Regions from separate parts of the Homo sapiens genome. Here region 1 is linked to region 2. Evidence: chromatin contacts called from ENCODE POLR2A ChIA-PET data. All regions are on one chromosome and are shown on one strand. Each heading gives the region's core, a stretch centred on a gene start or an enhancer-like site at or near the end of the contact. The rest is flanking DNA. Distances are from core to core; before and after follow the strand shown.

What was found. ChIA-PET counts read pairs that join two places held with the same protein, here RNA polymerase II (POLR2A).
Region 1: POLR2A ChIA-PET joins it to region 2 with 16 read pairs in PC-3. The contact joins the promoter of MICALL2-DT here to the enhancer-like site in region 2. POLR2A ChIA-PET finds 5 or more read pairs at or near these places in 2 of 52 experiments (K562 and PC-3).

The regions. Positions count from the first base shown.
Region 1 is chr7:1,457,711-1,463,724 of GRCh38, reverse strand. It overlaps MICALL2-DT (MICALL2 divergent transcript), which reads right to left and starts at 3,806. Exons shown (of 2, transcript XR_001745046.2): 1 at 3,458-3,806. MICALL2 (MICAL like 2) reads left to right here and starts at 4,255. Exons shown (of 17, transcript NM_182924.4): 1 at 4,255-4,541. The coding sequence starts at 4,399. RefSeq lists enhancers at 2,498-2,792, 2,329-2,880, 2,881-3,432, 4,856-5,578, 5,579-6,014 and a silencer at 3,763-4,482.
Region 2 is chr7:338,798-345,265 of GRCh38, reverse strand. LOC124901809 (a long non-coding RNA gene) reads left to right here. Exons shown (of 2, transcript XR_007060633.1): 2 at 127-405. Among named protein-coding and RNA genes, the nearest start is that of FOXL3-OT1, 51 kb to the right of the region's middle. RefSeq lists an enhancer at 1,044-1,673. Within about 2 kb of position 2,510, at least 15 of the 41 ENCODE cell types and tissues checked have a DNase peak (open chromatin) inside an H3K27ac peak, as active enhancers do.

The DNA of each region.
Region 1 (6,014 bases), core at 2,557-5,056, 1.1 Mb before region 2:
TGGATGTTTTGGACTGAAATGAGCGATGCCTCAGGCCATGTCCTCCCTGGGTCCCCAGCACGGGCCCTGCCACCCTGATGGGCTGAGAGACCCCTTTCTCCCTGCCTCCATCATCTTTGAGGGGTTCAGAACACGTGGAGGCTGGAAGTGGGGAAACAGGTCATCTGGCCTGGAAGTCCTGTCCTGGACCAGGGTGTACACTTGGGTAGGACACCAGCTGGGCCGACCTTCTCCCGGGCCTCACCTGGTGTCAGAGTCAGGGCCGCTGCCTGAGAGGGCAGGCTGAAACGGGGGGCCTTCTCCCCTCCCTCCTCCCCTCCTGTCTCCTCCCCTCCCTCCAGTCTCCTCCTTTCCTCTCAGAACCTCAGTTTTTTGAGGTGCAGAATCAATAGAGCCATTTATTTTGTAGATCATAAACAGGGTCTTGTTTTGTCACCCGGGCTGGCGTGCAGTGACATGATCACAGCTCATTGCAGGCTCGACCTCTCAGCCTCCATCAATCCTCCTGCCTCAGCCTCCTGGATAGGTGGGAGTACAGGTGTACACCACCACACTCGACTAACATTTTTGTATTTTTTGTAGAGGTGGGGTCTTGCTATGTTTTCCAGGCTGGTCTTGAACTCCTAGCCTCAAGCAAACCTCCCACTTCAGCCTCCCAAAGTGTTGGGATGACTGGCATGATCCCCTGCACCCAGCCAATCTTGGGTTTTAAACCCACAGCCAACCCACACCCATATATGTATGTGTACACACACACACATTAATGTCTCTGTCACCCAGTCTGGAGTGCACTGGTGTGATCACAGCTCACTGCAGCCTTCTGTTCTCATGTGATCTCCCGCCTCAGCCTCCTGAGTAGCTGGGACTACAAGCATGAGCCACAACACCTGGCCCAGAGCCACTTTTTTTTTGGGTGGCGAGCGGCAGGGTGGGGAGAGTCTTGCTGTGTCACCCAGGCTGGAGTGTAGTGGTGTGATCTCAGCTCACTGCAACCTCCACCTCCCGGATTCAAGCGATTCTCCTGCCTCAGCCTTGCAGGTAGCTGGGACTACAGGCATGTGCCACCATGCCCGGCTAATTTGGTATTTTTAGTAGAGACGGGGTTTCACCATGTTGGCCAGGCCGGTCTCAAACTCCTGACCTTGGGTGATCGTCTCAACTCAGCCTCCCAAAATGCTGGAATTACAGGCATGAGCCACCACCCCTGGCCCAGAGCCACTTTTAAAGGGTGGCTGTAAGTATCAAATGACAATGTAGGCATGGAAATTGGTGGGAGAAGTTGGAGTAGGGGCCTAGCCGGGCCCTGCTGCCTGCACCCCTTCCTCCCGCAGCCCCTGCACCTCCTCCCAGTCCCCTGCACCAGCGACACCAGCCTATCTTCGAGTCTTCCTTCCTGCCGCAGGGCCTTTACAACTCCTGTTCCCTTTGCCCTTTCCCCTTCCTCTCCAACAAAGTGATTCCTACTTAGCTTAGCCTCCAGGTCTCAGTTCTCGTGGTCCTTCCTAGGGAGGTTCTTGCTCTATCTTCTGTCTCCCTCTCTTCTCCTCTTTCTTTCTCCCCTCTCTTTCTCTCTCTGTCTCTTTCTCCCCTTTTTCTCTCTCTCTGTTAGTCCCAGGCTGAGGTCATCATCATTTCTAAAGGGCCTGAAGTCTGGGCCCCCATCTGAGTCCCCATCCTGGGGCCTGTTGAGCTCACACCGCTCTTACCTGTTCCCCACCCCTGGGTACATCATGCTGCATTTATTGCGTGCCTGGGTGGGTACATCATGCTGCATTTACTGCGTGCCTGGCCGTGGGGTAGCCCTTGGTGGAAGGGGACCATGATGTCACTTTGCAGATGAGGAAACTGAGCCCGAGAGAAGGCAGTTTCCCAGTGAGGCCAGAAGGCAGCGGGTTCCCCGGGTGGAGGCTCTGTGTTGGACGGGGGAGGCGTGTGCAGAGTCCACATGGCAGCCCTGGGGAGCACAGATGGGGACCCTGGGAGCCTTCGGTGGCTCCAAGGGGCTTCAGGGTGGGGGTCTTGGAGGATGAGGAGGAGGGGCGGGTGCTGGGGGCCGGTGCGGGCGCAAAGCTCTGGGGTCAGCGTGGCAGGGTGCGGCCGGGGAGATGCAGCGTGATAAGCCTGCGGAAAGTCTGATAAGCAACCTGGACTTTATTCGAAGGACAGCCTGGGAGGCTCCCGGCAGGGGAAGGGCTTGGTCAGGCCTTCTAGAAAGATCCCTCGGGCTGCTGGGGAGGGTGGACTGTGGTGGCTGGAGGGGCAGGAGGCAGCCCTGTGGGCAGAGGCGGGGGGACAGGTCGTCTGGATGGGAGGGTGGCAGCCGTGGGCAGTGGGGAGAAAGGACCATTTGTTTGGGGGTGTCCTGGCTCCTGGCTTCGGGGACCCTGGAGGGACATGGTGTGTGAGGTGCTGGTGGGCAAACGTCACAAATGCTGCCTCCCAGCTCACTGGTGCCAGAGGGGGGCCGCGCAGGATGGGCCACGGGGTGACCAGTGAGATGGCTTTTTAAGTGTGCAGTGGTAAAAGTTCACGATAAAAGTGAAACCCAGGCCACCTCCCACACCACTCCTTTTAAGGGAGCTGGGCCCTAACGCCTGTCCACCCCTGTGTCCCCCATCCCCCACTAATTCCCCCCGCCCACTGCCCCGCTGCTTCTGCTTCTTGATCTCTCCCTTCTTTTCCAGCTCTTCCGGTTCTCCTAACCGTTGCCCTGGGAGTCAAGAAAACCCGGTGCCAGGACCGGCTCCGGCTGTGCTGGCACGATATCCCCTGACATCCGCAGGTCAGGGACTGTGGCGGAGCAGCGGTTAGGGCCAGCCACATTCCCAGGCCACAAGGGCTCCCTGCCTAGCAGCTGCTTGCATGCCCCTGGTGACGGGGAGCTCACCACCTACACACAGGCCTCACTGACACTTAGGCAGCTGGCCATGAACACTACGGTGTCTCACCAGGGACCAGCCTCAGAAAAGATCTGGAACAGCACCATTGGCTGGGGTTGGAAGACCTCAGTTTCTCCTCCTCCCAAGGGGCACAGAGAAGCTGCCCTGACTCCCTGCCAGGGGCTACTGCGGGAAAACACCTTCCTTCCTGCAGGCCCTGCCCAGACAAGCCCTGGCCCCACAGCCAGGAGGGTAGGCCCCCCTCACATGGCTGGTGTCAGTGATTCCGCCCTCGTCCAGCCCCCGTGGCCACAGACAAGGTTCCCCAAGGATAACGGGGCCAGGGGCCAGTCTGGGATAATTTAGGGCCCCAGCAGAGGGACTTTCCTTATTTCTTCTGTCACAGCTCAAAGTGGAAAATTGGAACTACCCTGCAAGTCAGCCTGAGGAATCTCCTGCCCCAGGAACAGATCCTGCCCACAGGCCCCCAGAAGAAAAGCACAGGCCAGCTGTGCAACTCCGGCTCCACGGCCCCCTTCCTGGCCTCAGTTTCTCCTCTGGCAATGCCCAGGCCTCACCTCTGCCTTGCCTGGAACCCCCGCTGGCATGTAGCGGCCTGGAAAGAGAAACCAGATGCGGACGTCCTTTGAAACCCTGAAACACAAGGCGCCTCCTGCTCCCCGGGAGGCCGGGCTGCCGAGGGCTGAGGCCCTAGACAGGGCAGGGTGTTCGAGCCTCAGTGTCCCCGTTTGTCAACGGCCTTTCCTGCCTCTTCTCCATGGCGGTGGGGTGAGATGGTGGTGGGAGGTGGGGCGGCGAAAAAGAAAATTCCAGGTCTCCGCAGGGGTCCAGAATGGCAGGACCCCCAAGCAGACCGCGCCCCTTCACCGGTTGGGGGTCTCGGCCCTCAGCGGCGGGGCGGGGCCTGGGGAGGGGCCAGGCGGCGTGGGGCGGGGCCTGTCGGGCGGGACCTGACAGCGTGGGGGCGGGACTTACCAGGAGGCGGGACGTGCCTAGGGCGCGAGCCCGTACTGGGGCCGGGCGGCGTGGGGCGGGGCCTCTCGGGAGGCAAAACCTGGAGGCTGGGGGCGGGGCCTGTCCGGAGTCGGGGCCTGCCTGGAGCGGGAGCCTGTGCCGGGGCCAGGAGGCGTGGGAACGGGGCCTATCAGGAGGCAGGACCCGGCGGCTGGGGGCGGGGCCTGTCGGGAGGTGGGGCCTGCCTGGGCGGGAGCCTATGCCGGGGCTGGGAGGTGTGAGGACGGGGCCTATCCGGAGGCAGGACTTGGCGGCTGGGGGCGGGGCCTACAAGGAGGCGGGGCCGGCGGGGGCGGGGCCGGGCTCGGCTTCTCTTAGGGACCCGGCACTCGTCGCCCTCAGTCCGGCTCAGCTGGGGCTGGGCGCCGTGGGTCTGGCGGTTCCGTAGCGGTCCCAGCGTCTGTCCCGCCGGCCGGGCGGTCGCGGCACAGCCGCGGGAAGGTGTCGGAGGGCGGTTCCGCCGCGCGGCGGGCGCGCCGCCCACATGGCGGCCATCAGGGCGCTGCAACAGTGGTGCCGGCAGCAGTGCGAGGGCTACCGCGACGTGAATATCTGCAACATGACCACGTCGTTCCGCGACGGCCTGGCTTTCTGCGCCATCCTGCACCGCCACCGGCCCGACCTCATGTAAGTCCTGCCTGGCGCCCTTTGATTCTTCTGCTGTTCGGCTGCGCGCTGACACGGGCGGGGAAACTGAGGCCCGGGCGGCTGGGGGATGGGGAGCCGAGGCGTGGGACTGGGCAGGCACAGCCCACCGTGCAGCCCCCCGAGGCTGTCCTCAGTGGCCTCAGTGTGCCCGGACACCGAATGCAGCTGGGCCAGAGCCATGGCATCCCCCGCCCGCCGGCTGAGTCAGACGTGACTCAGGGCGGCTCCTGGGCCCTGGCTTCAGTCCAGTCCCCCTCTGTGTCCCTGGGAAAGGCCAGCAGAGCTGCCTCTTTGGGCCCTCCGAGGCTCTCACTGCCCAGGGGCCTGGCCACCAGATGGGGTCCCTGGATAGCCCTCGTATGGGCACTGACCCTCCCCCAGCCTGTTCAGGCCCCTGGGGGGATGTGGCCAGGGCCACTGTGGGGGAGCGGCCAGTGCAGGGCAGGAAGCCCCCAGACCCCAGGTGCTGCTGCCAGCCGGGCCTCTGAGGCCCCGGGTGATAGGGCCCGAGATGGAGAACAGCCCCCATCTCTGGGAGCAGCAGGAGGTGGCAGGGGTTGAGGACTAGGCTGTCTCTCCCCAGGAGGGTCTTGGCGTGTGTAGCTGGGCAGCTGGCCCTGCCCGTTGCTGAATCTTGGCCCGAGCCTGGACCTGCTCCATTGTTTATTCACTCAGCAAACGCTCTTTGGCTAAATGACTGGGACCAGGCTTGCTGGGACAGAGATCTGTGTGTCGGGGCTGGGGGCCAGACGCTCAGGAAGGGGGGCCCTCAACGGCCACCTGCAGCCCAGGCACCTTCTGGGCAAAGCGTTCTCCTGAGTGTGTTTTTGGTGGGAAGGTCTCGGGGTTGGGAGGAGCCACAGGCAGCACCTGGGGCCTCTGTCAGGCCGCAGCTGTGCAGACCAGAGAACCGAGGCTAAGAGGAGGGGTCCTTGCTCAGGTCACACAGCCCCAGCCCGTTGCGCAGATCCGGGGCTCCTCCCCTGTGCCCCTGGACACTGTCCTGCCAGTCCCACTCTCTGCAGGAAGCTGGGGTCTTGAGCAACAGCCTCGGCCCCTGCTCTGAGGTTGTGACATGCATTCGTGGAGCCACCAGGGGCTTCCATTTGGCGTTTGGGCAGCAGCCGCTCTCCCTCGCCAGGAACGTGCCTCTGTTGCCCTTGCAGGCAGAAGATGCTGGGCACAAGGTGCGTGCTTCCACATGGAAAGCCTGACGCTGAGCTTTGAAGGAGAGGGCCAGGGACCTGGAGACTGGGAGAAGGACCCGGAATGGGGAGGAAGGCAGGCGAGACCCCACCCCCGGGGCTGCAGGGTCCTGGATGAGGCTGGCTGGTGGCTGAGCCCAGGCATCCAAGCTGGGGCCAGCCCGAAAAGCCTCTGGGGTGGGGAGAGGCGTTGCCACCGGCTGCTGGCCACCAGCTTCATGGATCACTGGTGTCGCCGGAGATTTGG
Region 2 (6,468 bases), core at 1,261-3,760:
GGAAAGAATTTTGCAACATTTGACCTCCCAAAAAGTGGATGTTGATTCCACAAAGATGGGGATGTTGAGGAGTGAGTGGGGAGAGGCCTGCATCTGCCCCAGCGACTGATCTCACCCTGTCCACAGGTTCCCAAAGGACCCCCGTGTGAGAAGCCGTGATCATGAACACGGATACAAAGAACTCAGAGTAAATCATAATTTTGTTGTAAAACGGAAATGGAAGAAAAATGAGCTCTGTGAACATAATTTCAGGCAAATGAAAAATTGATTGGAAACGGACTTCAAGGTTAGACCATTGGTCCAGGATTCATGACACCGGATCGATAGTGTTTGCTCTGGAAAATACCTTTTCACTGAACATCCACGAACAAAGGCAAGGTTATAATAAAGCTTTTGGAATTCAAATTGTTACCAGGGTCAGCACGCTCTCACTCTGCACACGCACACATACGCGCTCAGACACACGTGCACACACGAGCACGCACCTGCATACACGCTCCCTGCCTGGGGCCAGCTGAGCTCTCCTGCCCTGCCTGGAACGTGCCTCTCCTTCATGGAAACAGGGAGGACCTGGGGTCACACGGCTGAGCCCACACTCCAGCTCTTGCTGCTCTGTGGCCCAGGTCTTTGCTTGGTCTTGAACGGGGTTCCCAGGTCCTGATCTGTGCTTCCCGACTTCCTCTGTGTGAGCCCAATAATCTACACTCCCCTGGAATGTGTCCGTTCGAAGGAAGATCCCACTGGCGTGTGCGTGGAGTCCTCCACCACAGGTGAGGAGCACCTGGCACCTGGGACTGGGTTCAGCCACTGTCCCGCCGCTGTCCTGTCCTGTGGCCGCTGTGGGGGCGACTCTGGCCCTCCCCATCTCCCCTGTTAGTGGCCCCCAGGGCCCTCAGCCTCCCTCTCCTCCTGCTCCCTCTCCCAGTTGCCAACTCCCAGCCTGGCCCAGAAGACCACCTGCCCCCCATGTCGGAGAAGTTGCCGCAGACCTGACCTGCCAGGGCAGGGGTTAGACTCCCCGCCCCACCCAGCCAGGGCGTCTTTTCTGCCCGCGGGTGGGTGCAAGCAGGCTCCCCCCAGCCACTCGGCTTCTGCAGGGCTGAGCTTCACTGCCCTGGACAAGAATGGACAAGAACCGGACCGAGGCCGCCCATGGACAGCCAGCCAGCCAGGCTCCGCTCGGCCTCTGACCCACCGCCTGGCTTGGGCACCACGGCTCCTCTCTGCCAGTGGCTGGGGGGCGGCCTGGGCATCCCCATGAGCACAGACTCCTCGGAATCCTGAGAGGCCCTCCCCTCCCCTTCCCTCCCCTGCCCAGTCACACCCAGTTCTTTCAGCAGGGGAGCTGGGGGACACTGACTTCAACATGGGCCTGGGTTTGGAGGAGCTTGTCCCTCTCATGCTCCTCATATGCCCAGTGAAGCCTCAGCCAGGGACAGGCACGGAGCCCTTCCCGGCCTCATGGCGCTTCCTGAAGTCGGAATGTGCGTCTTCAAGCTGTTACCGCATCCCCCTTGCCTGTGAGGAACCCCACAGTGCTGTACGGCCCCGGGCTTCAGGGCACGCCGCCCTTTGTCCGCTAACTAGTGTGGTTGTGTGGTTCTCTGAATAGCCTGCATGTCACGTTTGACCCTCAGCGTGTGCAGCTCCAGCGTGTGCAGCTCCAGCGTGTGCAGCTCGGGGACAGGGTTTGCCTCCTTCACTGCTGGGTCCTCTGGTCTCACGGTGCTGGGTTCCAGGCACGGGAACCCCCAGAAACCTCGAGGTCTGGCCTGGTCTGGCAGGCGGGGCCTCCAGGGAGCCAAGAAACGGGGCCTCCCTGCCCCGGACTGCCCAGAAATGATTAACGCGGGAGGCTCTGGAGGCTTTGTTTCTCCTGGGCTGGGATGGGGGTGCGGGTGGCCGGGGGTCACGGCCCGGGCGAGCGCCTGTCTTATCTCTCCCAGGCCTCTCTGGTTTCAGCCTCGTATTTGTTCTGACATTAGGTGGGCGTTATCTCCAATTCGTGGCTTCTCGATACAACCCCAGATGCTGCTGGGAGTTTCTCTGGGGTTCTGGGGCCCTCTGGGGCTGGTTGAGAGGGGACTCACTGCCCACGAGGGGCTTCACCCCTCCCCAGAGCCTGAGCTCCAGAGGCCTGAGAGACGCCACCGCCTGCAGGTGCCACGGGGCTCTGTTTTCTTATTTCTGCTTCTTTCTTTTAAAAAGGGTGCGGTTTCCTCCGCTAGAGCAGGGACCCATCCGTGGTGGTTCAGAGTGTTGGCTCTTGTCTGGTGGCCAAGGGCTGCCCTGCTCCGGCCTCTGGGATGCACTTGTGGACTGGGCCTGATTTGGCCATTGGAGTCTGGGTCTTCCGCTGCGCTTGGGGCCTGCATGTTGAGCTTCTGTCCTGGAGAGGTGTGGACAGAGCCACCAAAGGCCAAGGGCCCAGCAAGGGCTCTTCCTACCCAGGCTGAGGCCTGCAGCCTGGACCCCACCTCTTCCTGCTCCAGGGCCTCCTTCCTGACCCCCTGGCTCTGCTCCCCTCATCTGGCCACCCCAGAGGCCCTTCCTGTCAGCTCACTAGGCCCTCAGGAGGGTAAAAATCCAAAATGAGTGGAGACGGGGGCTCGATACCCACAGCCAGGAGCACAGTGGGTCAGAAACACGGCAGGTGTCATCAGAAGTCTGATTAGATTCTCCGTGGAGCTGGAAATGCAAATATTGATAGAAGTCGGAAGACTTAGTGATCTCTGGTCAGATATGATGTCACCTCGAACACCTGTTTCTGGACAGAGTTTCGAGAACATGTGACGTGTGTCACACGCTGGCACTGCCAAGGGAGGCTGATAGTGTAATCGCCGCAAGGTTACTGGCCGGGGCCCGAGGGATAAGGAGGGCAACATGTGGCCCGGGCAGGCTGTTTGCTGAGCTGCCAGCACCAACCGCTGGGGCCTGGCCTGCAGGACTCACCAAACCCTGCCATCCCGGTCTGGCCAGGCCTGGCCAGCAGACATGTGCCAAACAGTGAGCTGTTCTCCGGCCCCCGGAACTTATCTTGAGTCAATAGAAATGCTGGGCAGTTATAGAGGCTATTAACAGGGGCCAGGAGACAAGGGCTGCATTCAGGCCCGCAGCCTGGTTTCCAATGAGCTCAGCTGCTCCACAGCTGGGGCCAGGGACAGACTCACACCCCCACCGGCCAGGCCTGTCTTCCCCACTGGTAAACAAGGGGGCGGGAGACAGGGGACAAGGGACAGGGCGCTGAGTGCCTGGGAGCTGGACACACAGCCACATCGAGGGGCCCGAGAAAGTCCTCACGCCCCAGCAGGTGTGGCAGCAGTCAGGGTGCACGGGACCTGCCCACACAGGTGCAGGTGAACTAGGAGGTGGCGCGTGGCCATTTCCTCCTTTTGCAGGACAGACCAGGACGTGGCTGATAACACCTGCCCCGGCAAGACAGGGTTTCTAGAAAAACATGCTTGATGGTCAGAAAAAGTTTGGAGTCATTGAAGTGAGCAGGGGTAGTGGGAACCTACACACCGGATCCCAGTATCTCTGGAGTGTTGAGGGCTGCTGGGGACCCTTGCTGTCAGAAACATGCCTGGTGTGGACCCGTGAGCAGAAGGAAATGTCGTCCTTACTGCTGCATTCTGTCCTGTCTCCTCGGGCAGCTCTGGACCAGATGAAGACCACTAGGGTCAGGCGTGGATGCCGGGGGACAAGCGTGGATGCCGGGGGAGAATTTGTCCGTTGATTTGGCCACACAGGCCGGTGCTTCTCACACATTGTCAAATGCAGGAATCGCCTGAGGGTCTTGTGATTTAGGAGGTCGGGGCGGAGCCCTGTGATGCTGGAGCTGCAGGCCCAGGAACCCCACTTCGACTACCCAGGCTGGAGACGACGCTGGTGTGGGGGAATTGTCACCTCTGAAGAAACAATGTTTCCATTAAGCAGTGCTCGGTTTGCCCTGAAGAGTCCAGGGTGGTGAGAGATGACAATTTGAGGGGACGCCCCTCTGGAGTGGGGGGGTGGGAGAGCTCACGTGGAAGAGGCACCCACGCAGGCCGGAAAACATGGAGACCCTCAGGTTATACAGTTACCCAGGCCCCTCAACAGCATGGCTCCTTCCGCCCGCACACTCCTGCCCTGCAGTGTGAACCGGGGATGCATTTTAGCACAGAGCCTTCCCTAGAGCCTGCGGCTGGAAAGTCCCTGCACCGGATCGGACGGTATCCCCTCAAAATTCGTGCCCACCCAAACCCTCGAATGTGACCTTTGGAAACAGGGTCTTCGCAGATGTAATTAGCTGAGGACCTCAAGCTGGAATCCTCTTGGATGTCCAGTGGGCCGTAAATCAAATGACAAGTGTCCTTATCAGAAGAGGAGAACAGAGAGAAGCGGGCCACAGAGACATGGAGACAGAGATCCGAGTGGCATGGCCAGAAGACAAGGAGTGGCAAGGACCGCGGCCAGCACCGGAGGCGGGAGGGGCCTGGAGCCGACGCTCCCTCGTGGCCCTCAGGGGGACCCACCCTGCCGGCCTCCTCAGTTCAGACGCCCTTCTGTTGCGTTAAGCCCTGCTGTGCACGGTAATGTATTCCGATGAGATGCCCAGGAGCCTCACACAGCCTTTTCCCTGTTCCTCAGTAACCCTCGGGCAAGGTCGCTATCATATTCCTGTGCATGGCACACTCACTGCACCCTCCCGTGTGCCGCGTAGAGGGGTGCCACACAGATGGTGCCGTTCCTCCCTCAGAGGGATTTGTTGCTTTAATAGACACTAAGCCTACTGACCCACGGCCCCTTGGGTCCCCTTTCAGTCCACTTGCAGGTGCATCGGACGGCTCCCGTGCACCCTGACTGACGCCTCTCTCAGGTCCCTGTATGCCACTGCAGCTTCGCATAGGGGGCTGGAAACGTTTTCAGCCTCACTCAGGACAGCCCCAAAGTGCCAGGTGTTATTGTTTCCAGGGGCAACCTCAGGCCAGTGACAGATGCCAGTCCTGGAGATGCCCCGGGATTCCTGTCCCTCCATAGGGTGGCGTCGAGGTGTGTTTCACAACAGCTCCTCAGGGGTTGCCAGCACGGTGGAGCCCCAGCTGCCTGCAGCAGAACCTGCTCCTCTGTGGGTCTTCAACCCACACCTTCCCTGTGCTTCTGAGACCACCTCCCAAAGCACATCCTCCACCGAACCGTTGCCTTAAGTCCTGATTTTGGCAAATCCAAAGTGAGACCCGTGCTGGGATCCAATTGCTCTCCTGCTTAGGCCAGTCCTTTAGGAGAGGATGTCACAAGGTAGCCAGAGGCTGGGTCTTGGGGCTTCCTCCGAGGCCCCTGTGGGAAGATGGCAGGCCCCAAATGGTGGCCGCCTCCAGGAATTTCCCAGTGCTGTGAGGGAGGCATGTGGTCTGTTTCCTACGGAGCTTGGAGCAGCCTGGGGATGGAGGGCCGCCTCTGGGGAGGAGGGGCTGGTATGGGCTTTGGCCATCCAAGCCCCCAGTGAATGATTTCTGGGCACTGAGTGTGTGCTGGGCAAGGTGCTGGGATGCACTGGGGGTGCACCAGTGAGAGGGGAGTGGAGTATAATGGGGAAAAGGCACCTGGTTCCATCTGGGAATGTTCTGGCTGGGCAGAAGGATCTGGAGGCTAAGGCTTGAAGCTGGGAGTTTAAGACCAGCCTGTGCAACATAGCAAGACCTGGTCTCTACAAAACATTTAAAAATTAGCTGGGTGTGGCAGCGTGCACTTGTAGTCCCACCTACTTGGGAGGCTGAGGGCGGAGGATCCCTTGAGCCCACGAGGTCAAGTCCGCAGTGAACTATGATCACGCCACTGCACTCTAGCCTGGGTGACTGAGCAAGACCCTGTCGCAAAAAAAGAAAAAAAATTAAGAAAGAAAGGAGATTCTGCTGAAAGCTAAGTTTCTCTGGAAGATGGACTGACTAAGAGAGAAACTGAAGCTTGGGCTTTGGGAGGTCACAGAGGGAACAGGACTTCAGTCCAGGGTGTGTCCAGGGCCCACAGTAGCGGCAAGGATGATGGTTGCTGAGTGTTTCCTGTGTCCCCCAGGGTGCATCTCACTTTTAAACCCTCCCAACGAGCCTGGAGCCCTCTCCTGCAGTGGAGGTAACTAAGGCTGAGAGCACAGGAGGGGCTTGTCTGGGCCATGCACAGCAACCTGCCGTGCTAGAGCTGCTGGGTGCATGGCTCCCACCAGCAGCACCTGGAGGCCTCCAGCAGAGCTGCCCATCCTGCCCTTAGGACACCGGCAGCCAGGACGTGCCCTGGACGCTGCCATCCTCGTCGCACAGAGCGGGGCTCTTGGGGGTCCTGCACGGAGTCCTGCCTGCCCTAGACCTGGGAAGGTATGGAGGAGAGTGAGCGATCCAGCTCTCCCACCCCCGGCTCTGATGCTCTGGGAAATCCGCTCATCTTTGCAGCCTCAGTCTCCCCATCTGTGAAAGGGGCTAGCAGTTCTCTCAGAGC